2 separate regions of the Homo sapiens genome follow, and region 1 is linked to region 2. Evidence: chromatin loops called from intact Hi-C (ENCODE). Cell type or tissue: CD4-positive, alpha-beta T cell. All regions are shown on one strand. Links, peaks and the distances in the headings refer to the core of each region. The heading gives the core; the rest is flanking DNA.

Region 1 (12,485 bases), core at 1,862-9,861, 55 kb before region 2:
GTTTTCTAAGTGCCTGTTGTCTTCGAAAACCAGAGTTAGGGCTTGTGGTAGCTTGTTGTTCTAGTATGGCCTCTTTTGTCTTTTAGGTTCTGAATGATGCTGAGAAGTAAAAACTATGTATTTTTATCTGTGCAAAACAAATTTGAGATAGAAAGCATTAATACAGTAAGACAAGAAAGAAACATAATAATAAGAGAGAGGGCCCTAAGTATTTGGCTATCTTATAAGTTACTAATTCATAGAATGATTAAACATTTTAAATCCAAAGTCAATGGCATTAGGAATTTTAAAACAAACATACATTCTATTACAAAGATACATGCATGCGTATGTTTATTGCAGCACTATTCACAATAGCAAAGGCATGGAATCAACCCAGTTGCCCATCAATGATAGACTTGATTAACAGAATGTAGTACATATACACCATGGAATACTCTGCAGCCATAAAAAGGAATGAGATCATGTCCTTTGCAAGGACATGGATGGAGCTGGAAGCCATTATCCTCAGCGAACTAATGCAGGAACATAAAACCAAACACTGCATGTCCTCACTTACAAGCGGGAGCTGAATTGTGAGGTCACATGGACACAGGGTGGGGAACAAGACACACTGGGGCCTGTTGAGGGTGGGGTGGGGAGAGAGAGAACATTAGGAAAAATAGCTAATGTGTGCCGGGCTTAATACCTAGGTGACAGGTTGATGGGTGCAGCAAACCACCATGGCACATGTTGACGTATGTAACAAATCTGAACATCCTGCACATGTACCCCAGAACTTAAAATTAAAATTAAAAAAAAATTTTGAGAAAAAAGGAAAGAAGATCCTAACAAATAAAAGCAAAAGCTTAGTGATATACTTTCGAGGATAAGGAATAAGCCAGATTTTAGATTGTTTTTGGTAGCATTACAGGAGTCCAGACAAAACAGGCAGATACATTTCACTAGTTTGTTAAGAGTTAGATTTTGTAATGGTTAGATTATCCATCACAAACCTGGAGGGTGGTGGAAGGTGCTGGCTAGAAGAATGGGGTTTGGACTCAATAAAACCTGGGGACAACCTAGTTAAGAGCTAATTCTTCTAGGGCAGTTAAAAAAATCTTTCTAAGCCCCAGTTTCCTCATCAATAAAACATGGATAAAAATATTTGTTTATTAGACTTATGAGGATTAGCTGAAAAAAATTCATAAAAAGCACTTAGCATAGTTGCTGGAACATAAGTGCCCAATGAATGGTTAACTATTATCATGTTAGAAATTCTTTTGAATTTTGGACTACTGATACTTGTACTTAATTTAGAAAATTTGACTTTTTGTTATCTATATTAATGTTTGAGGACTTAAAACTAGGGATTAGGTAATAAGGTATATAATTTTTTTATTTGTAAATACTCCTTAATACTAATATTACTTTTTGGGTGAACAGATGCTTCGATAGTATACTTTTTCATGGTGATATCAGGTTCTTTGCCAATATGTGTGTGTGTGTGTGTGTATGTGTGTGTGTGTGTGTCTATGCATGCGTATATATCCCCCAAAATATCAAATGATGAAATTTTGCATTTAGTGTGTGCATGACTTAACATACCCTAGATTTATTAAGCACTTGATTTATCTTTAAATTTGATCTATTGGTCTATGGTGCTGTTAGCTCTCTCTAATATCAGCTAAGGCTATATTTAGTAGAAACTATTTTCTTTTACTATTGAAACATAATGATGACAGCATATATTAGAGGGAAAGTCCTTACAATTTTCTCTCTTGTACCAATGATGGAGTTGCAAAGTATTAAAGATAATTTGCCATTTATTGTGGATGGGACACCTGATCCAATGTTCAGTCAGTAATATTATTTAATTTGGCAAAAATTAACTGGAGTGTTTAGAATGTTTCTCCTCCTTGTCAGTTGTTTAGAGATGACAGTTTTAATATAATAGACTCATTTTGGTTTATTCTATTTTTTCTTTCCTTTCAATTTTTATTTTAGATTCAGGAGGTACATGTGCAGGTTGTGCAGGTTTGTCACCTAGGTGTATTGCATGATACTGAGGTTTTGGGTCCAGTTGATCCCATCACCCAGGTACTGAACATAGTACCCAATAGCTGGTTTTTCAACCCTCATCTCTCTTCCTTCCTCCCCTATCTAGTAGTCTTCAGTGTCTACTGTTCCCATCTTTACGTCCATGAGTACCCAATATTTAGCTCCCACTTATAAGTGAGAACGTGCAGTCTTTGGTTTTATTTTCTTGCATTAATTCACTTAGGATAATGGTCTCCAGCTGCGTTCATGTTGCCTCAAAGAACAATATTTCATTCATTTTTATGGCTGTGTTTTATTCCATGGTTTCTATGTGCCACATTTTCTTCATCCAGTCCACTGTTGAGGAGCACCTAGGTTGATTCCATGGCTTTGCTGTGAACAGTGCTGCGATGAACACATGATTGCTTTTTGGTGGAAGAATTTATTTTCTTTTGGATATGTATCCTGTAATGGGATTGCTGGGTCAAATAACAGTTTTAAGTTCTTTGAGAAATCTCCAAACTGCTTTCCACAGTGGCTAAACTCATATTACCACTAGCAGTGTATAAACATTCCCTTTTTTCCACAACCTCACCAGCATTTGTTGGTTTTCGACTTTTTAATAATAGCCATTCTGATTGATGTGAGATGGTATCTCATTTTGGTTTTAATTTGCATTTCTCTAGTGATTAGCAACGTTGTGCATTTTTTTGTATGTTTGTTGGCCACTTGTATGTCTTCTTTTGAGAAGTGTCTGTTCACCCATTTTGATATCTTGAACATTTCAATTTGTATAATTACTTGGTGAGAATAGACTATTAACTTGTTTTTGTAAAACTGTTCAAAAAAACTTATGGTGCAAACTATTTGCATTCAGACATCAAATTATTTTGATTTCTAGTTGTTGCTTTCTTAATATTGGAACATGGTAAACTCTAGATGGAAAAGAACAAATTTAGAACAAATTTTATTTTCTAAAAATGCATAAATTCTCTTCTTACTCTTCTCCCTCCTCTCTATTTTTCATTTGGAAATGGTTTTGGTGAAGTTTGTTTCAAATTATAGATTTCTGGATTTCCAACATTCATAATTTATGGAAGAAATAGATGCCTCATCACATAAATTAACTTTATCCTGACTCATCTGTGTCCTAATATGATTGTTGGTTTGTTAATAAGACTTTTTAATATCCTCATTAATTTATGTGTTCAATGTTTATTCCTTAAGCATTTATTGGTTGTACCGAAGGCACAAAACAATGTGTAAGGCCCTGAATGTGCTGTATAGTATAATTCAATCTCATTTCTTTCCTCAAAAAGTTTGTTTTCTAGTAGAAGAGTTGAGTTATGCACTAATAATATAATTTAAGGTCCAAACAGTTTTTTTTTATAAATAAAACAAACTTTAGAGAGGAGCATATGCCATGGAAATTCAATTAGATAACATTAGATTGTGATACCAATGTTATGACTTGTGCTCTCACTATTTGCTTTTCAATGAATGTGTTACCTGAGTCACTTTTCCATTCAATTATATTATTTTTAGAAAAACTTATTTTATTAAAATAATTATGAATATTGAATTAATGTAAATGTATTGTTATTAGCAAATGTAAGCTATACTGTTTACTGCAGGATATATCTAACATTAGCTATCCTTAATCTCTGCTTAATTTAACTTGATTTCTTTAAACTCAGACTTTAATAGAACATAAATTGTTGAATCATCCTGAACCTCTTCTTTAAAATTAAAATACCTTATAGGGGATATACAGGGCCTGGCTCCAAAGATGTAGATCACCAGCAGTCCTGGAGGGTGTTTGTTCTTCAGCCTTAAAGAGATCTCCTTAGGAGAATTGCTTATTTGATATTGCTATTGGAATTCTCATTTATTTAGAAATGTTTTGATGGATTGGATCAAATTAAAAGACCAAGTCAACATATGCACAATTATCTTAAATATTATGAAATCTGATTGACTTATGGTCAGTGCTGATAGAAGAGAGAAAACAAATATAAAGTTACAAATTCACTGAAGTCATTCCGGATGCATGTTTTTTGACATGATCTTTAGAAAATCCTTTTGTAATTTTTTGATTTACTTTATTCTGAGGAATTGCAGAGAAATGGTTTCTATTGCCAATAGATGTAATCTTTAAGTGCCTCATAATTTTCCTGAGTACTTGAAATATTTTTTCAGTAATACTGATAAAGCTGTGGCTAAATAACTAAAGAGATTATAAACTGAAAGATGCAATTAGTCTCCTTAATAAGATCTGTTTTAAGATAAATTCCTTCAGGACTGATGACAGACAAAATAGATTTGGGGGTTTTGTGTTTTCCTTTAACCTTCCATTTTGATGGTTCACTGTTGTCACTGTTATCTCAGATTGGCCAAAGCTATAGCTATAATGTCCATTTTTGTTAGTTGGAACCTTTTCAGCTTCATATTCCTTTGCAAATCTTTTCTATTCTATTTCCTTCAGAGTCTTGTTATCTGAATTATGTCCAAATTTTTAAAGATGTTAGTGATTTGAAATACTACCCTTCCAAGAGGGCACATTAACCTTTAACAAGAGTTCTTAATTCTTGAATCCATAAAAGTGAATGTTGGTTATTGTAGATAAAGTAGCAGACCAAGAGGAGGTATTTGGGTGCAGAAAGGTCTTTGAGTGCCTATGGAATCTCTTTGGTCATTTCTGGATTTAAATGGGCCTCATCTGCAGTTTCTCAGATATAAAATTTTACGAGGTTTGTTTTCTAATCACAAAATCCTCAATCACTATGTGAAAAGTTGAGTTTATTGGAAAGTTATCTTAAAAAGTACAAATTTTCCCTCTTTTCAGAGATGTATATTCAGCAACAAAGTTCCATGATTTGACACAGTTGATTTTAGGGGCTGAGAACTTATAGTTTTGCTGTTATTAAAGAAAGCACAGAAAGCATGTCTATTTCCTGCTACAGTCCTTACTTCCTATTCTAGTTATGAAAAGGAGATGCTAGAAACTGCTGTAAATAATCTGTCTTCAACTTCTGCCAAGAAAGGAATGTCAAGAAAGGAATTCTGGAGATCATCTGGAATTTGTCTGACTGATAATATAGTGCAGAGCAGTTCTAAAAATAAAGACAGGATTGTTGTCCATGAGGAGCAGCGTATTTCATCATTGTTTTTCAGTTGTAGCCTTGTCCCTTGTGTGGTGGTTTCTGTTTCTCAGAACAAGCTAAGAAGAGCAGTTCTGTTCCTGTGTTCTGGGAATGCTTGAGTATGGAGTCTGTGTTTTTAAAAAGAATATTGGCTCATATAAGGAGTCTATGTTCTGCAATTGTAATTTTTTATGCAAGTAAGAGGGACTAGCACCCACAGGAATTAAGCCTGAGAAATGGGATAGAAATGCCACTGTCCAATAAAGAGAAGTGCTTTTTAATTTTAATTTTAATTTATTTATTTGTTTGAGACGGAGGCTTGCTCTGTCGTCCAGGCTGGAGTGAAGTGGCATGACCTTGGCTCATTGCTGTGTTAAAGCGATTCTCCTGCCTCAGCCTCCCGAGTAGCTGGGATTACAGGCGCGAGCCACCATACCTGGCTCATTTTTTGTATTTTTAGTAGAGACAGGATTCACTATGTTGGCCAGGCTGGTCTTGAACTCCTGACCCCAAGTGATCCCTCTGCCTCGGCCTCCCAAACGGCTGCGATTATAGGCATGAGCCACTGTGCACAGTCAGAAGTGCTTTTTTATTGATATTATTTTGAACCACCGCACCCAGTCAGCAGTGCTTTTTTATTGATATTATATTGGTCTTCTGAACAGAAAACATAACAGCATTACTAAACAGGGGGTCTGATTTGTTATCTTGTTTTTGCTTGATTGGGAAAGTCAACATAGATTTTATGGCAGCAGGAAATTTTAGTTATCTATTCATACCCAAGGTTATCAGACTTTGAGACAATGCTCACTTTTCCTGTGCTTATCTGAATTTACTTTAATCAAATAAGGATCCTACAGTACATAATCTTAAAATATACCCTGAAATACAGTGCAGAAGTTTCCTAAGAACTTGGTAGCTGTACACGCTATAGTTAATAGATTTTCTCTGAGATCTATTGAAGTATGGAGAAGACCTCAAGGTTATTACTAATCTTATAATTTACTTCACATTGTAATTTTAGATCTATAGCTTGGTAATCTTTTTTTTTTTTCTTTTTTAGATACTAGCTCAGTCATGTACTGAAATCCTAGAATTGCAGCCCTCAAGTGTCTGTGTGGGGGGTAAGTGTTTAGAATTTAAAAATACCATGTAAGAAATTGTATTTTTTTCCTAGCTAAAATATATGATATGAAACTCATGTTGGAAAAAGAATAGCAAAATTAACTTTTTTGGCATCTTTTTTGTGTAAGAATTTTTAAATAATTCCTTGAAATATTTCTATTTTAAATTCAAATTTTTAAGATTGGAATGTTATTTTAAATAATGAGCATATTGTGTGACAGGCTTTTAGAATCTTCTGTATATTTAGTTCACGCTTGAGACCTTTCCTATGGCAAATAAAATAAAATATGAAATTGTTTCTTTTGTCTGATTATACAAACAGTCAGGTATATGTAGACTTTGAGCTCCATGCTTTGATGACCTGGACAAAGTACAGAATCTGCCAGCTCAGGGCACATAAGGAAGTGACTTATGGACGGATTGCAGGAAGGAAGCAGGTGGCTTTATCAGCTGGTGCTAAGCACATACTCAGGTTTTCACACCTCCCAGCCATCCTTGCCCAGACAGAGTGTGATTCTCTCTGGCCTATTTTGTTTCTTTTTCAAGCCTGACCTACAGTTCATTTTAACCTGACTTTACTTTAAAAAGGAAAAATATTGGGTCTGGTGGGGGAGAAAATATGTTGTGTAATGTACCATAGAGCCTCTCAGCCAGTTGTGCATGGTCTCACATTCTGCATCTTCTAGATTCCCTAATGAATGAATATGGAGATGTTTAAGGAAAGTAGTGCATCTGAACTTCCCAGGGAAGGATTATCTTCCCTAACAGTGAAGGTTAATACATTTCTAGAGATAACAAAGAAAAATAAATGGAAAAATAATATTAAAATAGTAGCTGTTGTTTATTAAACTCCAATTTTGTGCTGAGGGTATACTGGGTTGTTTGCATTTATAATTTTACCTAATCCTTATAACAACACTATTGAAAGTTTTATACATCCCTGGTTTACAGATGGGGAAGCTGAGGCAGAGACAGGTTCAGTACTTGCTACTAGTAATTACCCTGTTTGACCCTTTCCTGTCTGACTTGAATGCCCATACTCTTACCGAATCACATTTTACCTGCACTTTATTTTAACTTGCAAGTGAAATTCCTTTCATAACATAGTAAATGAAAAGTGGGTTGGCAGTAGTTTCTTGCATAGTTAATGACTATATTATACTTGTATTATGTTAGATATGAGAAGTTTTAGAGGACTGGTAATGTTAAATTAAAATAGAGAACAGGCCTGAAGAAGCCTTAAGCAGGCAAAAACACTTAGGCCTCGTAAGTAGCCTTAACCTTATTTGATTTACAAATATAATTGGAATTTAATTTGAACTATTTATTGTCAATGCCTACATTAAGAAAAATAGAATTTAAGTGCAACCAATCAAAAACAACCAACAAACTTATATAACTAGGGACTTTCCACAGGATAGACCAAACAAGGCAACTGTGTAACTATAACCCGTCAAATACTTTCTTTGGTTTACTTCCACGTTGGTTCTATAAAAGCCTCCCCCTTGTATTCCCTTGGTAAAGCTGCCAAACCTCTTCTGATTTGGATCTGTCTAATTCAAGAATCTTCTGCTCAAATAAACTATTTAAAATTTTATTTGTGCTTCAATTTACCTTTTAAATAAGCGTTAATCACTATTAAAATAGTTAGTATACTATCTTGCAGCTTAGCAGTAAACATGCATTGTCTGTCAAGATATTTGATCAGTTAACTTTCATTCCAGCCTATTCTCTCACTCTCTAACAAGTTTTAGTGCTTGCTTCTACTATAAATAATGGTACAATAAGTTAAATCAACTTTTGTGACTGGCCATCGATTATTAGTAATTCAAAATACGTGATCTTTTGATTATTTATAGGTTTGAAATAGAAAATGAATCAGGATTAGTAAGGTGAAGAAGTGGTTAAAGAAGAATTCTGTATGGAACAGGCATAGATTAAAGAAAGTACTACATACGACTTTTCGAAGAACTAAAAAACGTACATAATTAGTTTTATTTACATTCCCAAACTTTAATACCTGAGAGTAGGGAAAAACAAAGTTTTTTCCCCCTGGTATTTTCCTAAGGATAGAAGTTGAGGAGGTTTGTATAGTATCTGTCTGGGAATGACTGTTAATGCTTCTGTTCTATACCTTGGTCACTACTGGGAATCACTTTGTTTAGAAAATAAAATAATGCATCCCCATGTGGCAGTGAATGGTATCTTCACTACATTTACCTAGAGGGTCTGGGAAAGCCAGCACAGTTGGAAATATAGAGCTATGTCTTCATTGCTATTAGTTAACTGAATAGTATGAAAAAAATTATTCTTTGCACCTTAATACTTTCATTTCAGCTTGTGTTTTTTATTTTTTTGGTAAAGCAGTGATTAAATGTTTATTTTTCCTTTTACTTCTAGAGGAATTTCAGATTGTCTTAAGTGGAAGAGGATTCATGCTGGGCAGTCGGAATGGCAGTGTTCTCTGCACTTACACTGTAAATGAAACATATACAACGAGTAGGTCCCCAGTAATCTCAGTGTTGTCTTAATCTCTGCAAAGCACATCAGCATCAAATGTTTTCTTTTTTTCTCCAACGAAAACTAACTGACATATTTTTTAATCTAAGAAGAAAGAAATGAAGTCTGAATGATAATACAAATAGTAGTGATAATTATTTAATAGTTATTTAATAATGGCAACATTTGTTTATAACTTAATAAATGCTGGACCCTGTCCTAACTTCCCTCATTGAACAGATGATGGTTTGTGGCTAAAAGAATGAAATTACTTGCATGTGGTTACACAGCTAATAATGGACAGAGCTGATATTTGAACCCACTTTTCCTGACTGTACTCTGTACCTACTACATCAAACACATGATTTAATTGCTTCTTTCCTCAGGCTTCTTTCTTGTCACACCTGCCTTAAAATCTAATTATCTTCAGCTTCTCTCCTACTTGTTCCTTTTTTTCTTTCTTTTTTTTTGTCACTTGTTTTCTTTATCTAATTTCCCAATAATTTGTTAATTTATTGAAGATAGTCTTTTTTTGCCTTATAGATTTTTGCATCTCAAATTCTCACCCAGCATAGTTTTGGTTGATAATTTTCGTATTTATTGAATTGAGTTTTAATTTTCCCTACCTTTGACTTTTAAAAAAGCCAAGAGTACGTTTTTGTTTTCATTCTGAAAAAACCCTCCCTCTTAAATAGACCTTAGTTTTCTGAGCATCTTGAGTATCTATATAAATGTTTTTCCTTATTAATTATTATTTGCCCTTCAAAATTTATATTGTAAAGCAGATTTTATAACTTTGTAAACTCTGGTAGAGTTATTTTTTTAGATTCATCTGCCATTTTGCTGTTTATCTGAGTATAAACACTCCAATTAACACAGCTTTGGCCATACACACAGTACCTATTCAATATGTGTTTATTGAATTAAAATGGTAAGGATCTTAGCATGCTAAATGTCATAATTAATTCCTCTCTTTTCTATTAAGATCACAATTTTAGTAAGGCAAAAATTTACAAACTCTCTTCATAGTAGGTTCCACAATTGAGTAGGACAAGATAATTTTATTTTTATTCAGTAGTCATTTGTATCTAAGCATTAGCTTCACCTAGCTCCTTTTGATTACATATTTGAGTTCATTATAAAATAAACGTATTTCATGTTTAGCTACATAAGATTAGGTTTATTAAAGTAAATCCTCAAATAAGTGAAATTGGTATTTTCCTCTTTTAGATTCTAGAATGATCAGTTTGACTAAGTAACTTTTCTGCATATTTTAGTCTAAATCATTTTTTTCATATTTTATTAAAGTTACAAGGGCGATTTAAGTATGTGACTTCATAAAATGCATTTATTTATTGTAGACAAATGTTTTATTAAACTTGTGAAATAAGTTCATTTTCCTTTGGACATCTAACTTTCACCTTCCTTCATCTTTTCTAAAGTGTGCTTTTAAAATAATACGGAGCATTTGTTTTTAAAAATCTGAGATATTTAAAAAATTTAAGAGAAAATATATTTTATAGTATCTAGAATGGTATGTGAACTTAGTCTAAGTCAAAATAATCCTAACTTATGATTTACCAACACTATATGTCAATGGAGCATATAATCTCTTTCCATTTTTCATTCCCTTTCACTTCTCTTTCTTTAGTTTTTTTATGTTAATATATCTAGTATTCCACATTTGAACTCTGATTGAAGCATGCTGTTCATATTATTAATGAAACTGTGTGAGATGCATAAAACCCTTTACTAATTCAGTGGCATTTTATTTTCTAGGTGTAAAACCAGTAAGTGTACAGCTTAATTCTATGCTTTGTCCTGCACCTATCCTGAATAAAGCTGGAGAGTAAGTACTTAATTTAAAACAATTTTATAACATTTTTAGTAAAAAATTATTAGAAAATGGTGACATATACATTGGTCATTTTATTCTATCTTTTTTTGATATACAGAGCATTAAAAAGTAAGCCTTGGGCAAGCCACTTAACTTAGTACTAGGCAAGCAAGTTAGTACTTCAGCTATACTCTTAGTAGGTTGAAAATGCTAAAAAGTGTTTTAGCTAGTTTCTTCAATACTGATTAAAAGGCTCTATGAATATTTATCTGGATGGGTTTGAGAACTATTATTAGAATCTATAAATAATCAGAGCCATAAACATTATTTTAAACACACACACATGCACACGCACACACATGTGTGTGCATGCACACACCCAGTTCAAAAGTGAGATTTTCAATAATTACTATAGTATTTAATAAATATTGCGATTAAAGTGCCTCAAGAACATGGCTAAAAAAAGGCACACCTTGCACTAGGAAATACTTGTACATTTGTATTAACTTGTGCTTTGTGTTCCATTTCTGTTAAGGTCTATCTTTTCATCTTCTTTTGTGTGGCCAAAAAACCACGATATCTGCTAAAAAGAAAAATAAATTTAGTTTGGATGAAGGAGTCTTATTTGAATTGTTTATACACAAGTAATTCTACTGATAATTTAGTGTTCCCATTTGTGATTTTTTTCAGTTCTATGATGAAGCAAATGATTACAAATAGTTCAGATATTCTCTAGCCCAACAGTAGAGCATGTTTAAGATAGTTAATAGGATACAGTTTTCTAGGATCTCTTTATATAGATCTGATACTGAAAGCAGGGAAAAATTACATATACAAGGCCACAATCCAAAATCTGGATTAGTATTTAGAGACTGAAAATGATATTTTCCTCTATGAAACTAAGAAAATCATTCTAGCATTTTTAAGCTGACTTGAACATTTATCTTTTGTGGATACTTAAATATTCAAGATATCTATCGCACATCACTTTTGGTCATGCAAGTAAATTGGAGCAGTATCAGCTTTCTGTTTTAAATAGATTCAAAGAAGCTGCACAAGATGGCTTACAAAACTAAGAGTATTATTCGTTTTCTGTATCATGTAATAATCTATGTTATTGACAACATGCCTGTGGCTAAATTAAATTGGCATTGGAATTTGAGGCAAGTCAGTTTCTTGTGGAGCCATCTTAACCCCAAGCACACCGTAGGACTCAAGGCTTTCTGAATAATCGTGTCTGTATTAGCCATGATACATCTATTGACTTAAAGTTTAGTCTTGTTTTAGTGAATCTGTAATTCCAGGTTGGTCCTCCTGAATATTCCCCCAATCTATCTCCCAAACTGTATTTTCCATTTTAGTTATTGGCAGCTCCATCATTTTTGTTGTTCAGGTAAAAATCTTTTGAGTCATTATTGATTTCTTTCTCTCTCTTAGACCCAGTCTATCAACAAATCTTAGCTCTAATTTCAAAATTTATCCAAAATCCAATCTCTGCTTTCTACCTATACTGCTACCATTCTAGACCAAGTTACTGCCATCTCTTGCTTGGATTATTAGTCTCTCAACTGGTCTTTCTGTTTCCATCCTTCACAAGAGTGATCTTGTTAAAACAGATTATTTTATGTCATCTCTTCACTTAAGATTCTCTGTGATGAGTTCTTTACCCCACTCAGAGTAAAGTCTAATTAGTGTAATACTGTACCAGGTTCTACAGGGTCTGGCCTCTCATTCCCTCTCAGACTTCATCTTCTATTTGCTCTTTCTACTCAGTTATGGTCACACTGGCCTCTTTGCTGTTCTTGACCACACCTGCACACTCCTGCACCTGCACTTTTATACTTCTTGTTGCCTCTGCTTGG
Region 2 (12,485 bases), core at 2,529-10,528:
TCTTATTTTTTTGTTTTCTGTTTGCTTGAGTGATCGTTCTCTATTCCTTTACTTTCAGCCTACATATATATATATATATATATATATATATATATATATATATATATATATAAAATTTATGTGAGATGAATTTCTTGAATATAGTGTATAGTTGGGTTTTGCTTCTGTATCCAACTTGCCACTCTGTACCTTTTAAGTTGGACACTTAGCCCATTTATCTTCAAGGTCAATATTGATACGTGAAGATTTGATCTTGTCATGTTCTTAGCTAGTTGTTATATAGACTTGATTGTATAGTTGCTTTATAGTACCAATGTGATATGTACTTAAGTGTGTTTTTGTGGTGGCAGGTCTTACATTTCCATGTTTAGTGCTCCCTTTAGGACCTCTTGTAAACATAACTGATAGTAATGGATTCCCTTAGCATTTGCTTGTTTGAAAATGATTTTATTCCCCCTTCACTTATGAAGCTTAGTTTGGTTGGATATGAAATTCTTGGTTGAAGTTTCTTTTCTTTAAAGTTGCAGAATATAGGCCGCCAATCTCTTTTGACTTGTAAAGTTTCTGCTGAAAGTTTCACTGTTGGCCTGATGGGATTCCTTTTGTACTTAACCTGGCCCTTCTCTGTAGCTGCCTTTAACATTTCTTTCCTTTGCGTTGACTTTGGAGAATCTGATGACTAGATATCTTATCTTTTCTAGTATATTTTAAAGATTCTCTGAATTTCCTGAATGTGCATGCCTACCTGTGTAGTGAGGTTGGGGAAATTTGTGTGGACAATATCCTCAAATATGTTTTCCAAGTTGCTTGTTCTCTATCTCTTTCAGAAATGCCAGTGAGTCATAGGTTTGATCTTCTTACATAATCCCATATTTCCTGGAGGTTTGTTTTTTCATTTTTAAAAATTCTTAATTTTTTTTTGCCTGCATTGATTCAAAGGAGCAGTCTTTGAGTTTTGAGATTCTTTTCTCAGCTTCATCTATTTTGTAATTAATGCTTCCGATTGCATTATAAAAGTCTTATAGCAAATTTTTAATTTCCGGAAGTTCAATTTTTTTTTTTTTTTTCTTAAAATGGCAATGTCATTTTCCAGCTCTTCTATCGTTTTATTAGTTTCCTTGGATTGGGTTTCAACCTTCTCCTGTATCTCACTGGGCTTCTCCGCCATCCAGATTCTGATTCTGTGTCTGTCATTTCAGACATTTCATTTCTGGGGGAGTTATTGAGATAGTTTGTGGAGGTAAGAAGACACTCTGGCTTTTAGAGTTGCCAGAATTCTTGTGCTGGTTCTTTCTCATCTGTGTTCACTGATTTTCCTTTACTTTTTGACATTGCTGTCCTTTGGATGAAGCTATTTGCTTTTATATTCTTTGATGTTCTTGAGGGTTTGAAGGCAGTATAAATTGTGTTTAGTTGATTGACTTCATTTCTGGATGCTTTCAGGAGGCCAAGCCTCAGCTTAGCACTCCTGAGCTTCATGCTAATGCCTTGGGGACTGGGACTGGGCATATGGCTTTGTTCTTTGACCTCTCGAGGTCAAACACTTTCTGCACTGGAAGGACTGGGGTGTTCCCAGACTGCTGGCAAAACACTCTGATGGGGGCTGTTGACAAAAGTGCTCTGGTTGTGGGGGCAGGGTGCCACAGGAGAATGTCTTGAAGTAGGGGGCCACCAGAGAGTGCACACTAGTGGGGCGATGGTGTGAGGTGCAGACAAATGAAAACCAACAGGGCAGCGGGGAGCCACTGGTGTGTATGCAGTGGTGGAGCATTATTGTCAATCTTTCTTTATCTGTACCCATATCCAAGTCCCAACGCCCAAATTATTTTGATGAAAATATCAAAATCATATCATTTCACCTGGAAATATTTGTACATACCTTTAAAAGACAAACAGTCTTTAAATATATATCCATGATCATAGTAATATACTACACATTAAAAATAATTCTTTGATGAGGTAAAAGTGGAACCACATTTTCAAAGTTGCTATTGTTTTAAACCTTTGAAAATTTAATAGCATAGTTGACACATTTGACATTAGATGACATCAAGCTGGAACATTTTCAGTTTTCCCTCTTAGTATAGAGACTTTGATTTGTACCTGAAGTAGCTGAAGCCATTGACACTTGGTCAAAGATTTTCCATCACGATGGTGTGAATATCCAGATAGCCCAATACCAGTAAAGGTCATTTCAAATTAAGCCCCATTCTATTCACGTGAAGAATTAACTGTATTGGGGGGCCGAGGCGGGTGGATCACCCGAGATCAGGAATTTGAGACCAGCCTGGCCAATATGGTGAAACCCCGTCTTTACCAAAAATACAAAAAAATTAGCCAGGCGTGGTGGCGGGCGCCTGTAATCCCAGCTACTCCAGATGCTGAGATAGGAGAATCGCTTGAACCCGGGAGGTGGAGGTTGCAGTGAGCTGAGGTCATGCCATTGCACTCCAGCCTGGGAAACAAGAGTGAAACTCCGTCTCAAAAAAAAAAAAAAAAAAAAGAATTAACTGTGAAAGATTTCATGAGTAAGGCATCACAGGAAAGGGGTCTTGGCTAAGAAGCTGATTTGTTACAAGCAGCTTCAAGCAACAGTTTGTATCCTTACGGGCTGAGTTAGGAGACTCTCAGTTGGAGTCTCATTGTGGTTACAGTCAGGTGCCAGTTTGGCCGGAGTCATCTGGAAGCTTGGTGTGCCTGAGTGTCCAAGATGGACTTTTCTCTTATATGTCCCATATCTCCTCTCGAATGGCTGAAATAGCTGGGGATCAGCTGGTGTCTCTGTCTCACCACCCAGCCTAGGTTAGTTTGGGTTTCCTCACAGCTTGATGGTCTTGGGGTGGATTTCTGACCTGACAGCAGTGTTCCTCAACAGTGAGTGTTCCACGGATGTCAGGGAAAATTAAGTTCTTTTGACCTAGCCTGAGAAGTCACATAGTACCACTTCTACCTTTTTCTTTTTTTTCTTTCTTTTTCTTTTTCTTTTTTTTTTGAGACAGAGTCTCTCTCTGTCGCCCAGGCTGGAGTCCGGTGGCACGATCTCGGCACACTGCAAGCTCTGCCTCCCGGGTTCACGCCATTCTCCTGCCTCAGCCTCGCAAGTAGCTGGGACTACAGGCTCCCGCCACCACGCCCGGCTAATTTTTTTTGTATTTTTAGTAGAGACGGGGTTTCACCGTGTTAGCCAGGATGGTCTCGATCTGCTGACCTCGTGATCCGCCCCCCTCGGCTTCCCAAAGTGCTGGGATTACAGGCATGAGCGACCGCACCTGGCCCACTTCAACCTTTTTCTATTTGCCGAAAGCTAGTTACAGGCAATCCAAGATTCAAAGAGAGGGGCATAAATATTGGGTGGCAAGCTTCAGTGAGGGACTTCTTTGGAGCTACCACAGTATTTTATGTATCAAATTATTTTTACACATCCTTACTATCTCCTCTCTATGCCATAGAAATTTTTATATTTGATTTTTTTTGACAGGTTATTAAGGATCCTCCACCACCACCCGCCCCTGCACCAAAAGAGGTAAGTGAGTGCCTAAAAAACTGATATGGCTGTTTTTTTTTTCCAAATGCAGATACCATGCCCAAATTTAATCAATTTTGTCTGTTAGATAACTATGATACCTATGTACTGACTTTTTAATTTATACAAATCAGTGGTTATTTTTCATCCTCTTATGATTTATTTCATGTGCTAGAGGAATGGGAACTTCATACATTACTAGATATAAACTGGCCATTGGAATCAATAGTACATAAAGATTTAATATACTTTTATAGTACTATATCAACAGTTCTGATATCACTTATGTTATTGACAAAAAACATCCAAGCTGACAGTTGAAAGATCCTATTACTTTCTTCAAAATTCTTGGTGCTTTTATATGATTCTGTTAACCAGAATCATGTTAGGAACATGAAATAAGGAATGTGCTGGTGTTGTATATTTTCAAAGCTTCTCAACTGCCTATCTTTTCAGTTCAAATTTCATAGAGTCCAAACCTACACACACATTGATGCTTTAATGACTGTTAAAATGCTGTCCTAATTTAATATTTTATCTTTCTAAGTATGAAGTGATGAATAGATTTGAAATACCAAATGATTCCCATAGTTAAAGAACAACTTCTAGTTACCTAGGGATGATGTAAGAGAGATTCCTGAAATTTGAGGAGGGAAAGGAGTTCTCATATCCTGTAGAACTCCACTTGAAATTTATGCATGTAAGTGTAAATATATCCACATGTTCTATACATAGTTTTTTCCATAGTAATGACATAATTCAGAAAAATATTTAAATATGAGCCAGTTCCGACTAAACAGTATTTTAAGAAATTAATTAAAAACTATTTATAAAACATATTTCCACAGGAGGAAGAAGAACCTTTGCCTACTAAAAAGTGGCCAACTGTGGATGCTTCCTATTATGGTGGTCGAGGGGTTGGAGGAATTAAAAGAATGGAGGTTGGTATCTTAAAAAAAAATAGAAGCTGCTAATCTGGAGTATGTATTTCTAGGGCTATTAAGCCATAGAAACTACTTTTCACAATTCAATATTATAATATCATCCATTTGTGCTTAACACTGGGTCTTTTCTGGATACATTTTTTTTTCTATGGAATCATCCTAGCCGCTGCAAAACTGGCCTAGAAGAACTGGTTTCATTAGTCAAAGGATTGCATTGATAAGACCTCTGAATTCTAAGGGACAAAACAAAGCTAGGGTTTTTCTTATTTTGGAAAAAATTACCGCATAGAACGTCAACTTTGAAGAAGCCAGCCACTTCAAGTTGCAACAATGTTCTTCTTTGTAAAGATCCAATAGTTATCTACTATTTGAGAAGAAAATGTTAAAATATTCAATAGCGTGGATCTGACTTTATCACAAATATAGAGGAAGCACATTTAATACTTTATGTTAGTTGCCACTTATGAACTATTGTAATTGATATTATATATCATTTATAGAATGCATTGAACTTTCAGACTAGCCCAAAGTGTTGATTAAAATTGAACTTTAATATTATATCTTAAAAGTCAAATAAGATTTTATTATCACCATGAACTATTTTTTCAAAGTGATATATTATTTAGTAATAAGCAATTATTACCAGCACTGAGCTCTTAACAACAGTATAAACAGGCCTGCATCCCATCCCAAGGAGCAATTCAAGGGATTTTTTCATGAACACATTGACTTTATTATTAAATTCTGGCATTCCTTCCTTTTTAGTCATAATTTTCCTTCTGATTAGAATGTGTTTTATGCATTTTACCATTGTTGCACGTTTCCTATTGTCATATCTGCTTTGTGCCAGCAAAAATTGATAACCTAATGAACAACCCCACAATTATTGCAATTTTCTCCTTTTATACATTACAATAAAATTCAGATTCCCAAGGAGAGTTTCCCCTTTTCAGAATAAATTTTACTCTTCTTCAGAAAAAGCCCAGACATACTGAACATGGTTGTCATTAGCAAAGTGTTTATATAGGTCATCTGACAGTGATTCTTACTTTTCTGGACCACATTAGATCTTGAAGCAATGGACATTTTCCCTGAGAGCTTGCCCTTTATTGTTGAAATATCCTCTGAGGCAGATACCTCATTGCCAATTATCCATGATTATAAACAGTTGCTAGATGCAGTTAAGCTGTTCTTTGGAGAAGTTATTGCATGTATTTTTGTGTGCTAGAAACTGAGAATAGCAAACAATATAAGAGAGCATGGCTAGGCAAGTTCTTGTTGTTTGACACAGAAGGAAGGTTATTTTCCTTTCTTACCTTTGTTGTGTCATTCTAGACTTGGAAAGGTGGGAAGAAAGTATATAGGATGTTCCTATATGTATAAAACATACACTTCGAAATAAAAGTGTTACAATCAAATATCCAAATACGATCTGTAACAACTTATTTTTATTTGATTTCATCTCATTCCAAAATGTGTGTGTAAAAAGATCTATATAACGGGGAAAAAAGGCTTGATAGAATATACCAAAAATGTGAGTAGGTTTCTCTGGATGGACAATTTTCAATCTATGCTATATATTTCCCTATTGTTTAAATGTATTTGACAGTGAGCATGTACTACTTCATATTCAGAATAATAAACTTAATGCCATTTTGAAATTCACTCATGTAAAATATGGCATGATAATAAAGTAAGGATATTAGTATGTGAGCCTTAATTGAATAAATAATATTCTTGCTTTAAAAAACTAGGAATATGTCAGATTTTTGTTAGTTCAATATTCCAGTGTTCCAAAGATTGAGATCTCTTTTTAAAGGAAAGGAAATGTGTGAGTGAGCCCCTGAATGGGTCCTGAGTTAAAAGGAACATTATTGGTTTATATTTATGAGAGCCAAGAGCATACACACATCCCTAACTAACCTATAATTCAAGTTTCAAGAGTTTTTAACTCTCAATATGTGAAATTATGTTGCCCACACATCCTTTTCAGTTGAACAAAATTTGTGACGAAAAACCGCAGCCAACTTGTAATAAATCTGGGTCCATTTTAGTTTTGGATAATTTTGGCTACCTTGCATGGAGTATTCCATCAACAAGATGGAAATGAGAATGAGAATGAAGAAAAAAATGGAAAAGCAAGTGTGGATGTTACAAAGGGGAAACACGATACACGTTGAGTATCCCTTATCTGAAATGATTGGAACTAAAAGTGTTTTAGATTTTGGATTTTTTTCAGATTTCAGGACATTTGCACATACTTAATATGATATCTTGGGGAGGGGAGCCAAGTTTAAACATCAAATTTATTTTTGTTTGATATATACCCTATACACATAAGAGGAATATGTTTGACACACACCTTATACACACATAAGAAGAATATGTATATAAGGTGTGCGTCAAACATAAATGAATTTAAAATATACCATAAATACACAAACGTAATATACAAGCATAAATGAATTTTAAAATATACAATGTTTTAAAATAATTTTGTGCATGAAACAAAGTGTCAACTGTGACCCATCAGATGAGGTCAGGTTTGGAGTTTTCCTCTTATGCTGTTAAGTTGGCACTTCATGGGTTTCAGGTTTTAGAGCATTTTGAATTTTAGATTTTTGAACTATACTCAACCTGTATATAAAAATACACAGTAAAAATTGAACTGAGAATTAAGCATCATTAAACATTTTCAAACATTAATTTATTTAAATGTGGAGATGGAAATGTTTCATTTATCTATTTATTTTTTAAGAAATCTGGAGTGGATGATGGGGAGTTCTCATTATGTTGCCCTGGCTGGTCTTGAACCCCTGAGCTCAAGCGATTCTCTCGATTCTCTCATGTAGCTGGGGCTACAGGCAGGTGCCACTGTGCAAACAAAATTTGTTTTAAAAGCATGCTTATTCAAACCTGGAAGGTACTTCTCTTTTTTTTTTTTTTTTTTTTTAAAGCCCTTAAACTAGGAAAAGTAAAAGGAATTATAGAAATTATGAGCACATGTGAATTACAGAACACATTTTTATAGCTAAGGTTATTTTAAGCCAGCATAGGGATTTTTACCTAGAATTTTTTTCTTCCTTCTTCTTTAAATTAAATATTTAAACACTATGGTAATGGGAATTTTTAGAAAGCTGGAACGGAGATGATGTTAATAACAGCTGTTAGCACAACTGATCCACAATACCTAATGACTTCAAATGTGTGTTTCTGCCAATTCAGTGTGAAACTGTTTTTGTTTCTTTTCTCGATTCTGAAATTGCTCCTCAATGATATAACCTTCTAGTCATCCAAATATGCTCTGGAAATTATGGAATTTTATTGCTTATAATGAAAGCCAAGTGGAGTTGGAAGAATTTAGCTATCAAGCTTACACTTATTTTTTTCCATAATAAAGCCTGATATATTAATTCTGCTAAGGCTTCCTTTAGCAGTCTATTGTTGTTATTCTTTTGTCCTTTTTAACTGTCTCAATGTGGTCAAACTAAAACATTAAAATTTATGCATACATACACATACACATATATATGTATATTTAATTGTTTTTAAGAGTTTGAAAACTGTAATAATTTCTAGTTTCAGACTTTGAGTAAGTGAGAATTGTTTGTGGTGGTGTTTGTGGTGGTGATGATGTTGATGATGATTAAATAGCTCCCTCATGAACTAAAACTAATGAATTTCTTTAATGGATCTTCTTTAGATCTCAGCAACTATATTTCTCAAGTATAGTCATTTGATAGTGTAGTACCTAGAAATGCCACATTGGGTCAGAACTCTAGTTTAACTAGCTTCATATATATATTTTTTTAATCTGAGAATAGTGCCAGTGAAACTTGAAAGAAGAATATGATTATCATTACCTCTGCAATATCAACTGTGAAACATAGGCGAGAGAGCTGTCTATTCTAAAGCCTATCATTTCTGAATGGATCTAAATTGTATCTACTTCTCTTTCTACCCTGAATGACTTCTCTAAGTTAAGACATTTGTGTCTTTACTTAATTGTGTATCTTTTTTTTCCTTAAAATTGAGCCTTTACAACTGCAAGGATATGTGTCCTGATTTTAGAGTTTTTAATACAATTTAGCTATATCTAAAGATTTTATAAGTGTTAGTTTATCCAGGTGATGACACTGTGATTGGAAAGAGAAGGTCATTTCTCTGGAAAGAAAGCCAACTATCTAGCTCTAAAGGTTTAGTGGTGTTTAAAACAATTTTAACAACCTCATAAAAACATTCTAGTATCATTGATCACACTGAAAGATATAGATACATTTTAATGACTCAACAGGGCCCACTTGAAATTGAAAGCCCATTCTAAAATTGTAGTAAAAAAAGGTAAAAACATCTAAGTAAGCCTTATCAAAAAGACTGAATAGTTCTTTCCATGAATAGTAATCTTCTCTATCCCTACCCACTAATTCAGATCATTAAAATGCTTTAGGAAGTCTTAGGATTTTTTTTTTTCTTTTTAGAAATCACTTAACTCTGATGTGTCATAGTGTGCCCTCGGTAGCTCTTATTATAGGTTTTTAGAGCTTCACTCCTCTGACCTCGCCCATTTTTGGTGATGTCCTTGGTTTTTGTAGGGCTTTCCACTACTCCTGGTTGGACAAGCTCTTCTCCAGGGGCTGCATCCTATTTTTACATGCCCAGTTTGACTCAAATTTAGCTCTTAATTTCTGTCTATTGAAAAATACAACAATCATTTGCTCTTAATTTCTGTCTATTGAAAAATAAAACAATCATTTGATCTTATGGTTTTTCAATGTCAAGAATTTTCAGAGGAGGAAATTTGCTATAATTTGTGGAATTCTCTAGGGTTCCTGAACTTTTCTTTTCAAAGCAGTCTTTTCAGATTTGACCTCCTCAATGAAAAAAATCATATGCCACACAACCATACTCAGATGAGCTTGGGAACTAAAGGCTGAACACTATATTACTTAGAACTATAAAAGTAAAGAAAACTCATATATAATTATTTTACTTTCAAAAACTAAATGTTCAGATCATACTTTTTGCCTTAATCAGATGTGATGAAAAGTTTGGAAGAAGCAACTCTTTTGTATAAAATACATTTGTAAAATTCTAACCAATTGGAAACTTATTAACCCATTTCAATCCATGTTCGAATCCCTGCCCTGTCACTTACTAGCTGGCTTTGGGCATATCACTTAACCTCCCTGTGCCTCATCTGGAAAGAAGAAAATAGAGTCTCTATCTCACTGCATTTTTGTATGGATTAAATGCAGACTGACACATAGTAATCACTCAGTAAATGCTAACTATCGTCATTTTCATATATTTCTTCCAGTGTCATCACTACATATGGGTATGTGTTTAGCTAGCAGGGGAACAAACCAAATTAGAGAACAAAATTACACACTGTCATGCATTTCATATGTAAACCACAAATGGACTCTTTATTTAAAACTATGGAAAAATGGTTGCTTCAAATTTAGTTGGCTCCAGATTTTTTTACAAAGGGTTTTTTTTTTTTTTGGATCTTAATATTAAATACAGTCAGGAGTGGTGAGAAACCTATTTAGCCTCTGAAGAGGAGAAATTAGGAATTAGGATACCTGCTCATCTTCTTTTTCACTCTGAGATGTGAACTAAAGGACCATAGGCTCAATAAGAGCCTGTTCCTCTAGGACACTTTATGTCTGATAACAGTACTCTCCCTTTGTTTTACAGGTTCGTTGGGGTGATAAAGGATCTACTGAGGAAGGTGCAAGGCTAGAGAAAGCCAAAAATGCTGTGGTGAAGATTCCTGAAGAAACAGAGGAACCCATCAGGCCTAGACCACCTCGACCCAAACCCACACACCAGCCTCCTCAGACAAAATGGTACACCCCAATTAAGGTATGTGTCCAGATTTTGTGTAATTTAACTCAAAACTTCTGGAGACATTGTAACTTTTTTTGTACCACATCCCCCCAGCTACTTGAAAGAGGGTAGATGAAATTGCAGATATTCATTGTACACTCTTAACAGCTGAATACTTTCTTGGCAATAAGAACCTCTAGGTTTTTATTACTTATTAGTTTACCTTATGAAAGAAATGAGGGTAAAGAAGATTTTACTTTCTTCGTTTTATGTCTTCATTTATTCAGTACATAGAGATTGAGTACATTCTCTGGGAATTCACAAATCTCATTTTCCCTTAGGGTCGTCTTGATGCTCTCTGGGCTTTGTTGAGGCGGCAGTATGACCGGGTTTCTTTGATGCGACCTCAGGAAGGAGATGAGGTTTGTATATGGGAATGTATTGAGAAAGAGCTAACTGCTTGAGTCAGTATAATGGAGGCAGGGAAATAGTAATAAAAAATGATTTTAAAGCCCTATTGCACTTGAGGAAGGAAATACTGTCAAGTGTAGATTTCTATTACATAGAATTGTCTATAAATTACCTATTGTTAGAATGCATCTTCAAACTACATTTTTACACCATTCCCTTTTCAAGAAATTCTTTACAATTCTGGTCATTTGTACACATACTTTAATAAGCACAATCATTGCATCAGCCCTTGACTTTGAAGACAAAATGTTCCAACAGACTGGGAGTTAGTAGCTGAAGTCCTTCTCTAGCATTTAGTAGCATTTAGTAGCAATAAGGCCTAGGGCAAAGGCCTCAGAATCTGTTTTATAGATATAAATATGTTCCCTGCCTTCAACAGTTGATGTAATCGAATTTCTTGACTATTACGTAAAAGTGTCTTTAAAGTTATAAAGCATTATAAAAATCTGTGATAGTGATAAACACACACACATACACACATATGGATATGTATATATTTTTTCCCCACCAGGGAAGCCTGTCTGAGGCTATATTTTTGTTTTGGAAATATGGCTACAATTACTCTAGTTTTGTAATTTCAGTAATATAGTAGTACTATTTCCCATTGTATTGATGTAAGAAAAATTGATTAAAACCTTTTCATATGTAACAATGGATAGGTTTGGTTCAGAGACAGTACAGTTCATAATAGTAGTGATGCAGGGCAGGTGAGCCCTAAAATTGAAGGTTAGCCTGGGAGAGTTCTTAACTTCATCTAAGAAGGAATCTGATGCAGGGCAGGAAGGCTCCCAAATTGGAGCTTAGCCCAGGAAGGTTCCTGGCTTCATCCAGAAAAGAATTCAAGGGTAAGCCAGAGGTGTTAGCAACTTTTGTTGAAGCGACAGTGCATAGCAGCAGCAGAGGTACTACTCCCTGTGGAGCAGGGCTACCCTATAGGCATCGTGCTCAGAGGAGCAGCTCAGAGGCAGTTCTGTAGTCATATTGATACCCACTTTTAATTATATGAAAATTAAGGGGTGGATCATGCAGACATTTCTAGAAAAGGTGTGACAACTTCCGGGTCATCGGGTCATTGTCATGGAAAGTGGTGGTAACTTCTGGGTGTTGCCATGGCAATGGCAAACTGACATGGCACCCTGGTCAGTGTGTCTTATGGGAAAGTGTTTTTGCCCCATCCCTGTTTTAGTTAATCATCAATTAGGTCTGGTGTCCAAGCCTCACCTCCAGAATCCAGTACTGCCTCCTACCTCATTAGAATTGTTTTCACTGTGTGTCAACATGATCATTCCTCTGTTTTAACAAGGGAATAAACTTAATGAACTTCAACTTCAGGGGATTTTTTTTTTAAATGCGATTTGAGGGCCGGGCGCGGTGGCTCACGCCTGTAATCCCAGCACTTTGGGAAGCCGAGGCGGGCGGATCACGAGGTCAGGAGATCGAGACCATCCTGGCTAACATGGAGAAACCCCGTCTCTACTAAAAATAAAAAAAATTAGCAGGGCGTGGTGGCGGGCGCCTGTAGTCCCAGCTACTCGCGAGGCTGAGGCAGGAGAATGGCGTGAACCTGGGAGGCGGAGCTTGCAGTGAGCCGAGATCTTGCCACTGCACTCCAGCCTGGGCGACAGAGAGAGACTACGTCTCAAAAAAAAAAAAAAAAGTGTAATTTGAGAAAATTTATTCCTGGAATTTTCCCCAACAGATCATCATTTACTGTT

The links. Peaks named below come from ENCODE experiments on the same cell type or tissue, not always from the same donor. Only the 100,000 strongest peaks of a DNase experiment are listed, where the experiment ranks them.
Region 1: it touches region 2 in a loop (2.2-fold over the local background); 2 of 110 quality-filtered maps call a loop at or near these places.

The regions. Positions count from the first base shown.
Region 1 is chr4:80,029,773-80,042,257 of GRCh38, reverse strand. ANTXR2 (ANTXR cell adhesion molecule 2) reads left to right here. Exons shown (of 17, transcript NM_058172.6): 8 at 6,226-6,286; 9 at 8,688-8,786; 10 at 10,566-10,635. Among named protein-coding and RNA genes, the nearest start is that of ANTXR2, 37 kb to the left of the region's middle. In CD4-positive, alpha-beta T cell, for the core only: no CTCF peak of the experiment used is centred there; a DNase peak (open chromatin) is centred at 6,727; H3K27ac peaks cover 1,548 bases.
Region 2 is chr4:79,975,857-79,988,341 of GRCh38, reverse strand. ANTXR2 (ANTXR cell adhesion molecule 2) reads left to right here. Exons shown (of 17, transcript NM_058172.6): 13 at 3,479-3,523; 14 at 4,372-4,464; 15 at 10,168-10,335; 16 at 10,641-10,721. Among named protein-coding and RNA genes, the nearest start is that of ANTXR2, 91 kb to the left of the region's middle. In CD4-positive, alpha-beta T cell, for the core only: no CTCF peak of the experiment used is centred there; no DNase peak of the experiment used is centred there.